2 separate regions of the Homo sapiens genome follow, and region 1 is linked to region 2. A link is a contact called in ENCODE Hi-C data. All regions are on one chromosome and are shown on one strand. The core of a region is the stretch at or near the end of the contact, and the rest is flanking DNA. Distances in the headings are between cores, read along the strand shown.

The links. Hi-C counts contacts between places; a loop is a spot of excess contacts on that map. Pooled maps may share reads with other maps.
Region 1: a loop to region 2 is called in a pooled map, with 2.2 times the contacts of the local background. The contact joins two enhancer-like sites. A Hi-C loop is called at or near these places in 7 of 37 single-sample maps with no recorded cell type and 6 of 50 pooled maps.

What each region holds. Positions count from the first base shown.
Region 1 is chr3:31,635,966-31,641,750 of GRCh38, reverse strand. It overlaps STT3B (STT3 oligosaccharyltransferase complex catalytic subunit B), which reads right to left. Exons shown (of 16, transcript NM_178862.3): 16 at 4,135-5,767. The coding sequence ends at 5,687. Among named protein-coding and RNA genes, the nearest start is that of OSBPL10-AS1, 65 kb to the left of the region's middle. Within about 2 kb of position 4,535, at least 2 of the 41 ENCODE cell types and tissues checked have a DNase peak (open chromatin) inside an H3K27ac peak, as active enhancers do.
Region 2 is chr3:30,656,839-30,662,401 of GRCh38, reverse strand. All of the region lies in intron 3 of TGFBR2 (transforming growth factor beta receptor 2), which reads right to left. Among named protein-coding and RNA genes, the nearest start is that of TGFBR2, 53 kb to the right of the region's middle. Within about 2 kb of position 3,786, at least 20 of the 41 ENCODE cell types and tissues checked have a DNase peak (open chromatin) inside an H3K27ac peak, as active enhancers do.

The sequences.
Region 1 (5,785 bases), core at 3,286-5,785, 980 kb before region 2:
CTATTCATGATTAAAAAACTCACAGCAAACAGTAACATCCTTAATCTGATCAGAGATATCTATAGAAAATATACAGCAAACTTAAAGGGTGAAATGTCAAAAGCTTTCGCTGTGAGAGAAGAAAGCAAGATGTTGCCTTTTCTTTGCAGTACTATACTGGGTGTGTGTCCTAGCCAGTGCAGCAAAGCAAGAAATATAAATATATAATGATTAGAAAGGGAGAAGTAAAATTGTCATTATTCCCAAGTTATGATGTTCACAACAAAAAAAATTGGAATTGTTAGAATAAGTTTAGTAATTTCAACGTATAAAAATCAAGTATTTTTATATGCTGAGAAATAGAAAATCTAATTTTATGATAGTATTAAAAATAACATATACCTTGGAATCAAAGTTATGAAAATGCGCAAGGTCTTCAAAAGCAATAAAACAGAAACTAAACGCCTGCATAAATGGAAGGATATGCCACACTCATGGACACAAGACTCAATATTTCAATGGTGTTCATTTTCCCCAAATGATCTATATATTCACTGCCAAATCAAAAGCTCAACAGGGTTTTTTTTTTGTTTTTTGGTGAAACTTAACCTGATTCTACAATTTGTATGAAAAAGCAAGGCAAATTAAGGAACAATGGAGGGACAGATGGACTTACTCTACCATATTTTCTGAATTATCTTAAAGCTATATATTAAGTCAACATACACAGAGCTCTGTGGAATATAACAGAGGGTCTAGAAATAGATGCATATATGGACATATGATTTACTACAAAAGGGATACTGAAGAGCTGTAGGAAATGAACTGTCTTTTCAATAAATGGTGCTGGGTCACTTAGATATACATATGCCAATAAAACCCCTTAAAAGAAAAACAATTCACATTGTGCTCAACAAATGAATTATAGGTGGACTGCAAAGCTAAGTATAAAAAGTAGAACAATACATTTTCTGGAAAACACAGCAGACTATCATCATGGCTTCAAGTGAGGAAAAGATTTTGTATAGGTATACAAGAGATGGAAATAGACTATATTAAAATTATTAATTCCTAGGCAATTTGCAACACAAATGAAGGCCTTATATACAAGACAAAGAATTCCTATTAACATAATAAATTTTTAAAAAACCAGGAGAAATGTATTAGAACCAACACCTTATAAAAGGGAGATTTCTAAATGGCCAGCCTTATTAACCTAGAAATATCAAACTAAACATCATGACAAATCATTATTCACCCACCAGAGAGGCAAAATTAAAAAGATGACAGGGGTTGACTGGGATATGGAAGTAACCATCAATTCCACTTTTAGAAATACATGCATATAAGCACCAAGGGAGATGTAAGAGTATTCCTCTAACATTGTTGGTAATATCCTCAAACTGGAAACAATGTAAATACCCTTTAGCAACAGAATGGATATGTGTGAGAGCCAGCTACAGACATACACAAGGAATACTATATATAGCAATGAAACAAAAAAAACGTGTAGCTGCAAGCAACAACCTCGATGCATTTCACAAATAGTGGGCAAAAGAAGACAGATAAAAATCATACATACTCTATTATTCCATTTCTATAGTTCAAATAGATGCATCTCAACATGTTTAGAGAGAAATACTGAATTGGTAAAACCATAAATCAAAGCACCAATAAAGACCAATATAATGATTACCTTTTGGAGAGGGAAGTGGGACAGGATAGTGACCACAAGGGGTCATGAGGAAGCTTCTGGAGTACTGGCACTGTTCTGTTCTCTTGACCTGTGTCACGGATACAAAATTGCTCACTTTGCAGTTAATTCACTAAGGTGACCCCTGAACAATGACTGCCAATCAAAAATTCACATAAAACTTTTGAGTCCCCCAAAACATAACCAGTAATAGGCTATAAAACAGTGATAAGTGTCACACATGGTGTTTTAAGTGGATACTAGCAACACTTGAGCTCATAGTAGCAACAGATGGCTATATTATAGAACAGTATTTTATGCAGTTATGATTTAATATGGCTTTACATTGGTTTACATTTCTCAACTGTGAATGGCGCCATGTAGTGAGCTTAAGTTTTCATAAATTTTAACATATGATAGACTTGTATATATTTTATGGTAGTAAATGATAAAAGAATAGTACCTAGGCCAGGTGCAGTGGCTCACCTGTAATCCCAGCACTTTGGGAGTTCGTGACAAGTGGATCACTTGAAGCCAGGAGTTCGAGATGAGCATGGACAACGTGGTGAAACCCCATCTCTACTAAATATACAAAAATTAGCCAGAGATGGTGGTGGGCACCTGTAGTCCCAGCTGCCTGGGAGGCTGAGGCATGAGAATCGCTTGAACCCAGGAGGTGGAGGTTGCAGTGAGCCAAGATCATGTCACTGCACTCCAGCCTGAGTGATGGAGCAAGACTGTCTCAAATCAACAGCAAAAAAGTAGTTATCTATATACTTTGTGCATTAATCACATAGCTTTTTCTTAACTTTTAAAATATTTCTAGGCTATGCGGTTCATTTGCAAGCTTTTTTCAAATTGTTGTAAATCTCCAAAAATGTTTCAATACATTAATTATATAGGTTTTTTGAGACAGCATCTCACGCCGTTGCCCAGGCTGCAGTGCAGTGGCACGATCTCGGCTCACTGCAACCTCCGCCTCCCAGGTTCAAGCTATTCTCCAGCCTCAGCTTCCAGAGTAGCTGGACTACAGGAGCCTGCCACCACGCCCAGCTAATTTTTCTAATTTTAGTAGAGATGGGGTTATACCATGTTGGCCAGGCTGGTCTCGAACTCCTGACCTCAAATGATCTGCCCACCTCGGCCTCCCAAAGTGCTGGGATTACAGGCGTGAGCCACCATGCCTGGCCAAAATTTTTCAATACATTTATTGAAAAAAAATCCATGTGTGCAACTCATGTTGTTCAAGGGTCAACTGTACATTTTTGTGTTCTCTTGTGTTACATTTCACAATAAAAATAAGACATGACATTTCATTACTGTTTTTGGTCTGTCTCAATTTCCTACTATTTCCATGGCAGACAGCTGTTGAGCTCAACATTACTCCACCTATCTCGATTAAGGACTATGGGCAACATGGCAAAACCAGCATTAAGCAGCAGCAGCTACAGCAAGATGAAAAGAGTTCTGGAGACTGGTAGCACAACAATGTAAATGTACTTCACTATTGAACTGTATACTTCAAAATGGTTAAGTTGGTAAATTTTATTTAATATGTATTTTACAACTCATTTTTTAAAAACGAGAAACAGCTCCAAATTTCATGATCTTACACCCCCTTGGCTATGGAAACTCAATACAGGATGCTTTTATACTATTTTAGTCCTCTGGTCACTTGGTCATGGCCTAGAATGCAAATGAATTAAAACTCCACAACTATAAACTCAAGTAGGTTACAATGTAAGTCTTGAAAGGGAATTTTCTTTGGAGTTGCTGCCTCACTGCCTTATTTATACTACAGAGCACTACAGCCTAAAAGCTGTTTTATAGTCTAAAACTTCAAGGCCACGATCTTTAAGTTCCTTTGGTGTACAATGTTAGTGATCACACATGAAATGAATTAAGAGATCTAAAGAATATTTTAAGTCAATTATCCTATATTCCAATGTATTCAAACTACTATTTCACTTTTGTGCTACAATACAAGTGCTCAAACAGTTACAATATGGTATTTTACTGACAAGATACACTGAACCAAAATGTTGTTTCCTGAGAAAGGTGAGGGGTCTTTCCTTTGGGATTTTTCTAATGAGAAAATTCTATACTGAGACTTGACATTTCATTACCAGAACTTCATGGATGGTTTTGTTAGGTCCCTATCCTTATTAAACAGAGATAAAATTCCTAGTTGGCTAGGTGTTCCCCCTCCCCAAATCCCTTCCAAAAACAAAACAAAAAACAAAAAACAAAAACAAAAACAAAAACAAAAAAACCTGAGATTTTCATTCCAGGGTAAAAGAAGGCCAAATAAAATAGCTTGGTCTAAGATGAAATAATCTAACGTATTTTTTTCCACACATTTTCTTTAAAACCTTTGTGAAAGTCAACAAGGAAGAAGGAGGTATGTGTTCAGTACCAATTCCTTTCAAAACCAAAAGATTTGTAAAAAACAACACTTAACACAAAATTTGAATTAACTTTATTTCCCCTACAGTCAACAACTTCTCTGCATTGAATTTTAAAGCAACAAAGTAAAATAAAATCCCCCAAATGACAAGGTATCAGAAATCCAGACTTCGTTACACTCTATTTGTGAAAATGTTCAGCCATTTTATTGTTCTGTAAAGGAACCATCATCTGGGTCAAAAATGAATTCTATAAATCAAAGAATATTCTACACCTTGGAAAAGAAAATCAGCAGTAACATTCTCACTGAATATTGTAAATTACATTTTTCTTCATAAAAGGTACATACTATTCTGCACTTTTCCACCAAAAGCAGTGGTGTGTTATGCTTGTTATATAAAAAAAAGTTATATCCTGTGGCAGGAAAAACCCTTTCTCTTTCACTTTTACTAAACAACTGGAGAAAATGTTCAAGTCTGTATAAAGTTGCCTATAAGCTGGAAAGTGAACTTGTTCAATCTCCATTTACATTTTAGTGCATTTTTTGACAACTGTCACATTTTTAACAAAAGTAAGAAAATGCATATAGCACTAAAGAGTGTTTCATCAAATGCTTAAGGGATTAAAAAATATGGAGCAGAGAACAAAATCATTGTGAATGGATGAACTGTTGTAAAATGAAAAAAGTCCAGGCAAAGTTGTTACAAGTCTTTTGTCACTTTGATGAGTCACAGAAAATGAACTTTGGATACCTGTCCACTTTAAGGGTTTTTTCCTTAATCTTTTGCATGTAAACATAGTGCTAACTTCAGTACTAAGATACCAAAACTCCGTCCTGGTAAGCAACATCCTGTGTAGTTGCCATGATTTCCAAAAAATATAAATTTAGCCCTTGAATGAATGATGTATGAAATCTGCTCTGTAAGTACCTGGTGAAAACGACTGCTAACAGCAGTAATAATGTGTCAACATAAAAAAACTACTTGAATCAATTAGCTACTCAGAGGTCCATCTTTGAAACAGCAGCTTCTTCTCAGAGCAAACAGTAAGCAACAGAAAATATACATTTGATGAAACATTCTTTGCATTAGAGAAACATGAAAATAAATATAATTCAAGGAAGTATAATGATTCTTCTAATATGTCTTTCTCAGACCTGTACTAGTTTACCGGTTCAAGAAGCTCTCATCACATTTTGTCACTTGTATTTTACATATTGCTATTCGGGTAATTCAAATAAAATGCAGGTCTTGTAAAAGAATAAAAACATTGACAAGTATGCATGTGCCAGGGACCAAATTAGAGGGTTCTTTGGTGCAGTTAGTCCAAATTCTCAGATTTGAAGGATAATATGTACCAATAAAAAAAAAATCTGCTGCTAGACATTTACAGCAGTGCTCTGTCTTGCTTCACATTAGAAATCGAAAACAGCTGTTCTCAACAAGCCAATTTTATTTTTTTAATCAGGCATTGCCAGAAAATTTTGTACATTAACCTGGACCAGTGATGGTTCTGTACCCTCTTTGCTGTGAAACACGACATGAGCTAAAGGCAAAGACCGGTTCTCACAAGGACAACTGCTTCAAGTTAGGAACCAGAACAGTGCATTTAAACAGTCTTCTTAGATATTTTCTTGCCTTTCTTAAAAACCAGCTTATTTTTAATGTAGCCACGCTTCCTTTTGGTAGTCTATAAAAAAACAAAACA
Region 2 (5,563 bases), core at 2,537-5,036:
ATTTCCTTCTTATCTCTCTCCCAGATGGAAAAGCCTTGCATGTATTCTAATCCAGTATGATAATCTCTTTCTAGAATACCCATGAGAGGTAGAGGTGAAACCTCTGCCTGAAAATGTTATGGTAGAAGGACATCATTCCTTTGTTATCATTCCATAATCAAATCACAATATTTCTAACTGCAGATATATTGGGATAAAGTCTAAATATTGGGATATGTTTAAAATTATTCTTTACATTAAGTCAAATGTAGCCTCTGTGTGCTTCTATTATTGGTCCTTCTGCTGTTCTCTAAAGCAAAAAGTAACAAAATGAATCCGTTTTCTATGGGATGAGAACTATTAAACTCCTGCTGGATATGAAACTCACAACCCCTAGATCATTTCATTTTCAGGTTGAACAGCCATGTTTTCCTCGGTTACTTTTCAAGAGATACATTGATGAGACTCTAAAGTCTGACAGATTTATCAGACCCTAAAATCAGCCTGCCCAGCATATAGCGCCCAATAAATGCCAGGACCTTTTTTCTAAGGGTAAAGTGATCTGTTCTCTGAAACCACGCTTGCTATTTAAGATTCTTCATCATGTGTTTTGATAGACACAGATATAATACTTGGAATATAACTTGTGTAGCAAAGATTACAGCAGGACTCTCACCTCCTCTTCCACCAAGTGGAGTTTAAGGCTCCTGATGGTTTGTTCTTTCTGTTTTGTTTTGATTCTTTCAGCCAGATCATCCTGATTTCAAAATGACCTTAACTCACCTCTAAACCCTGGGGTCTTCATCACATGAGCAGATTCCCAGCCAGTGTTTTGACAAGTGCTCCTTTGCAATCGATTGTTTGAACCTATATGTCTGATTTTACATCTACCTGTCAAGTTTTAGAAAATTGGTCATTTCAGGCCATTAAAACCCTGATTCAGCCTTTGCTCTTTTAGGCATCCCTTCCACTGTGCTTTTCACCCTTTATGTTCCTCCTTAGGATATAGATTCCTGCTACTTCTCTTGCTCTGACTTTAAAAGGAGGGCAACCAACATTAGGAGGGTGCCTACAAGGTACCAGGCTTTGTCCAGGAAATGATGACACATCTGTCCTCCCACAAAGAGAGTTTCACACCTGATATATGTTCTTTGGAACAAGATTTTTTTTCATTTTCTTTTCTGTGTTATTGCAGTTTTCTGACTACTAAAAGCTTAGGTTTTGTTAGGATCCCCACACCTGCCCTGATTCTTTAATTCTTTTTCTGGCTGGCTGTCTGAATTACACCTTGTACTCTGTCTAGGGGCCCTCATGTTCTCAGGAAACCTGAAAGCAAGGTACATTTCTTAAGTTATTTCAGGATGCTCTCCAACAGGGAGACCAGATCGCTTTGGAAAAGCATATTCATTATTCACAATACCTGTTAGGTCACCAGAATACATCCTCTCTCTCTCCCTGGCTTTCCAGGTGAACCACAGGCTTCTGCAATTCCTTCCCACCTGAGTTTCTCACCTCCTAAAATCATGCACACAGCCTCCCTGGTCCCTGCCTTGTCTCTGCCAAGGCAGTAGCACCCAAACCTTGCCATCCAACCTTTTGGACACATTAAGGTTTAAAATGTGCTTTCCTTTAACGTATAATTTAATCAGTTTTAAAAGCTAAGATGCCTATTCCCAATGAGGCCGTTGACCTTGTTCCAAAGCAATTGCTTGTAAATTGTTGTAGAAAACAAAATAATATCCCCTCTTAAAGTGTCTTGCTATTCCTCCAAGGATGGGGTAAAACAGGTGTTGGTTTTTCTCCTCCTCTAACCTTCGAAGGCATAATTTTGGCTCCTTCCTGTGGTAGCTGCCATTCTTTAATTGTTACCGTCCCTTTCCAGGCTACAGGGGGAACGTGACGAAAAATATAAAAAGATTTGGCAGAACAAACTGTCTTGAGTCCAGTGGTTCCCAATGTGGGCTGCATATTAAAATATCTTGAAGAATTAAAAAATAATTCCTGATACCAGGCCCCAGACCAATTAAGTCAGAAACTGCAGGAGTAAGACCCAGTTAATGAGTAGTTTTTAAAGCTACTCAGGTGTTTCCAATGTGCAGCCAAGCCTAAGCATAACTACATCAGCCTGGTGGAAGAAACAGGTATTTCGAATAGGATGGGGCCTGGAAAATGAAAGACATGGGAATAATTTTAATGACTACATTTCAGAGAAATTGTTCTTGACATTGGAACCAACTATATCCTCTAATTAGGCAACAAAAGGCATATATATGTATATTTTTAAAAGTAGATAAGCAAATATAAATTATTTCTCTAAAAGTTAACATGTTTTTAAAAAAAAGCATAATTTGTAATGGCAAAATTGATATTTTCCACAACAGGTAACATGCAGGAGCGATTTAGAATACAAAAGGACTTTCCAAAGGCAAGTCATCCAGATGTCCAAATGGTGGTGAATACAGCCTCTGGAGTATACGTGGGTGGAAATAAAAGTCAATTTCACAGTGGTTAGCCACCTCCCTGAGCCTTTTTTTTCCCCTGGTGGGACACTGAGACACTCGCAAAGCAGCAAAAGGTCTCAGTGGACCCTTCTTGCCATTACTCATGGGTGTGGAGTTTATGGAACACATGGAGGCCGCAGTGGGAGAGACCTGAGGCTGCAGAGGAACCACCCGAACCTTGCTACAGCACCAGCAGTATGGGTCCGACTGCTTTCTTGGCCACTCATATCCAGTGGATGGAATTTGAGACAGCCTGTGTCCATACTAGATTCCACTCTGCTGATTCATACCAGAATGAGGTTCTAGAGTACAAATATTCACAACCAGAAAGCACATCTGGCCTCAGTGCAGCTTTGTTTACTTTGCTACTTAGGAAAAAAAAAAATCTTGAAAAGCGAGTTGCTTTTGCCTTAATTCAGTTCAAATACATTCTAAGCTTCCTTCAACTGAGTCACAGTGTCCTCTATCATGCAAAATCTTTATTATTTCCTTGGCCAGACATAGGGCCATATTGATGAATTCCAAGTGTGCTTTCTAACCAAGGCTGGTTCACAACAAAAAGCTGCTTCAGCTCTGAGTCATCACCTCAAATAACTGATTTCTCTTCTCAGGAATGAGACTAGCAACTTTAATCCATAATTTTCTTCCTCTTCTAACAACTTTTCTCAACCATATTTCCACACTTATTTTTTCTTCTGCATTTAGACCAGAAAGTAAATCTGGTTTGTTTCTTTTGAAACAAAAATGCACAGCTGGAAAGCCAGCTATTTTGAGGCGTGAGTGCACAGTTCCAAGGCAGCATACCTAAAATCCCCCAGAGCTACCAAAACACCATTTACTCTTTTCATTTCTTACATGCAAGAACTAATCATTTCCCCAAGAAGCCAGCTCCCTGGTGTTGGAGCTGAACAAACATAAAATGAGATTTGGGAGAAAGAGGGCAGCATTTCTAAGACTTCCCTTACTCGGAAAACAACGGAAGTCAACAAAATGCTCAATGCATGCGATCAGTACACAGAGTGGGTTTGCTGGATGGTGTAAAGCAACGACATTAAGGACACAATGGGTCCAGAGGGAACCAGCTGGCTGAGATGTTCTGCTAGCAAGTTAAACATAGACAGGAAACCGCGTGTCTGATACTGTAAAAAAATAATTTGTCTTCCTGCCAGAGATAGGCTAGCAAACCAAAAAGGCTGTTTTCACTTAAAAGAAATGCTACAACAATGAGAGAGGAAGGAATGAAACTTTGTGGCTACAAGAAGTCTTCTTCTCTGCCCCTCTCTCAACATCTCAGGTTAGAGGGCACACATCACCACACTAAATGCTAAAGCCTGCACATAGCTTGCGAGTCAGCAACGTGCACCACTGGGCATACATCTTATGGTCTGCTTCCCTATTTAACCACATAGATTGAACTTTGAGTCAGAAGTGGTTACTCAAGTCCTGGTTTCTAAGCTAGCAAGATATAATTGATTTATTTACTTACAGTCCTATCCCATTCCCAAAAACAACAACAACGACAACAACAAAAAACACAGTGAAAGAAGATACAGTCAAGACAGGAGCTATAATTATGACAAATGGAATATAAATGTGAGAAAACAGGGTAAAAACTGGTAAGCAAGAGTGATATTAGTATGCTAAATGTGTAGGTACATATTTGCTAGAAGCATGATTCAGATTTGACTCTAAGCTTTTCTGGTAGTTAGCATTTGAGAGAGAAACACAAAAACCATGAATATCTCTATCAGGGGTTGGCCTGAGCCCTGTTTTTGTAAATGAAGTTGTACTGGAACACAGCCACGTCCAATCACTTACACACTGTCTGTGGCTGCTACCACAGAAGAGTTGAGTAGCTGTGACAGAGACTCTGCCCTGCAAAGCTGAAAATATTTACTATCTTGCCTGTTATCAAAGAAGTTTGCAGACCCCTGCTCGGTATGCTTCAAAGTGTCCTTAAGATCAGAGGCAAACAGGTCGTCATGAGGAGAACACCTTTCTAAAACAGAGAGCCAAAATAAATGTCTCCTGGCTTCCTCATGAAGATAACAATACAATGCAGTGAACAGCATCCTCCACATTCTTTACAGTAAACATACCACTTTGATTCACAGGACTCCTTATAATGGGGAGCACCTCAATAGGACTCAGGTGGAGGAATTTGCAGGGAAGAGGAGAATACATGACGTTGGTACAAATCTCCTCACTCATCCAGCTAAAGGCAAAGATAAGAAATTTGAATCTAGTGGAACAGTAATAACTATTTACAGTCAAAATTCATTAAGTGCTCACTCTGTGCCAGGTGCCGTGCCAAGTTCTCTACATAAATAAATACATTTATCCTCAAAATAATCCTATTAAAAGTATTCATTATTTCTACTCCCATTTTTCAGAGAGGTAAACAAGTAGTTACCCCAAGAACCAAGAGCTTACACACGGCTGAGCTGGGATCTGAACACAGGCAATCAGCAGGGAAGCCATGCTCTCAGCCCTGCCCTCTGTTGTCTTCCCAACAGATGAGCATCTTACTGGCCATCGTTTATACACATCATTTCTCACGGACATGGAAACAGTGTCAGCCTGAGGTTGTGCCTCTTGCCAAGGACATGCTCAGTGATGGGTCTGGGCTGCCGTTTGGCAAACAGAACAGGTAGCCTCTTATGTAAGTTGTGCAGCCTCCCATGGGTTAAGACTGATAAAAAAGCAAACACACCACCACCACGGGAATGTGGAAGGGTAAGGGTATTCCTTCTATAAGAGACAAGATTATCTGGTTCTTCTATGATTCTCCTACGGACAAAAAGTGAGGAACAAACTATGAGATCTTGGAAAATCCCAGCTCCTCTCTGGAGACCCACTTTTTTGTCATTAAAATGAGAAGTCTGGAGGAGCCAATTCACGGGTTTCACTTCATCATAAAAATGTAATGAGTCTATGAAACAAGACAACACACCTGAAAGTAGTTAGCACAGGTGCACACATTCAGAGTAGGCTGCAATCCAAGGCAGCGATCATCACTATAGTTGTTCTATGAGTTCCCACAGCCTAGGCCATGGGCTTGCCACCACCTTGCCTACATTTCA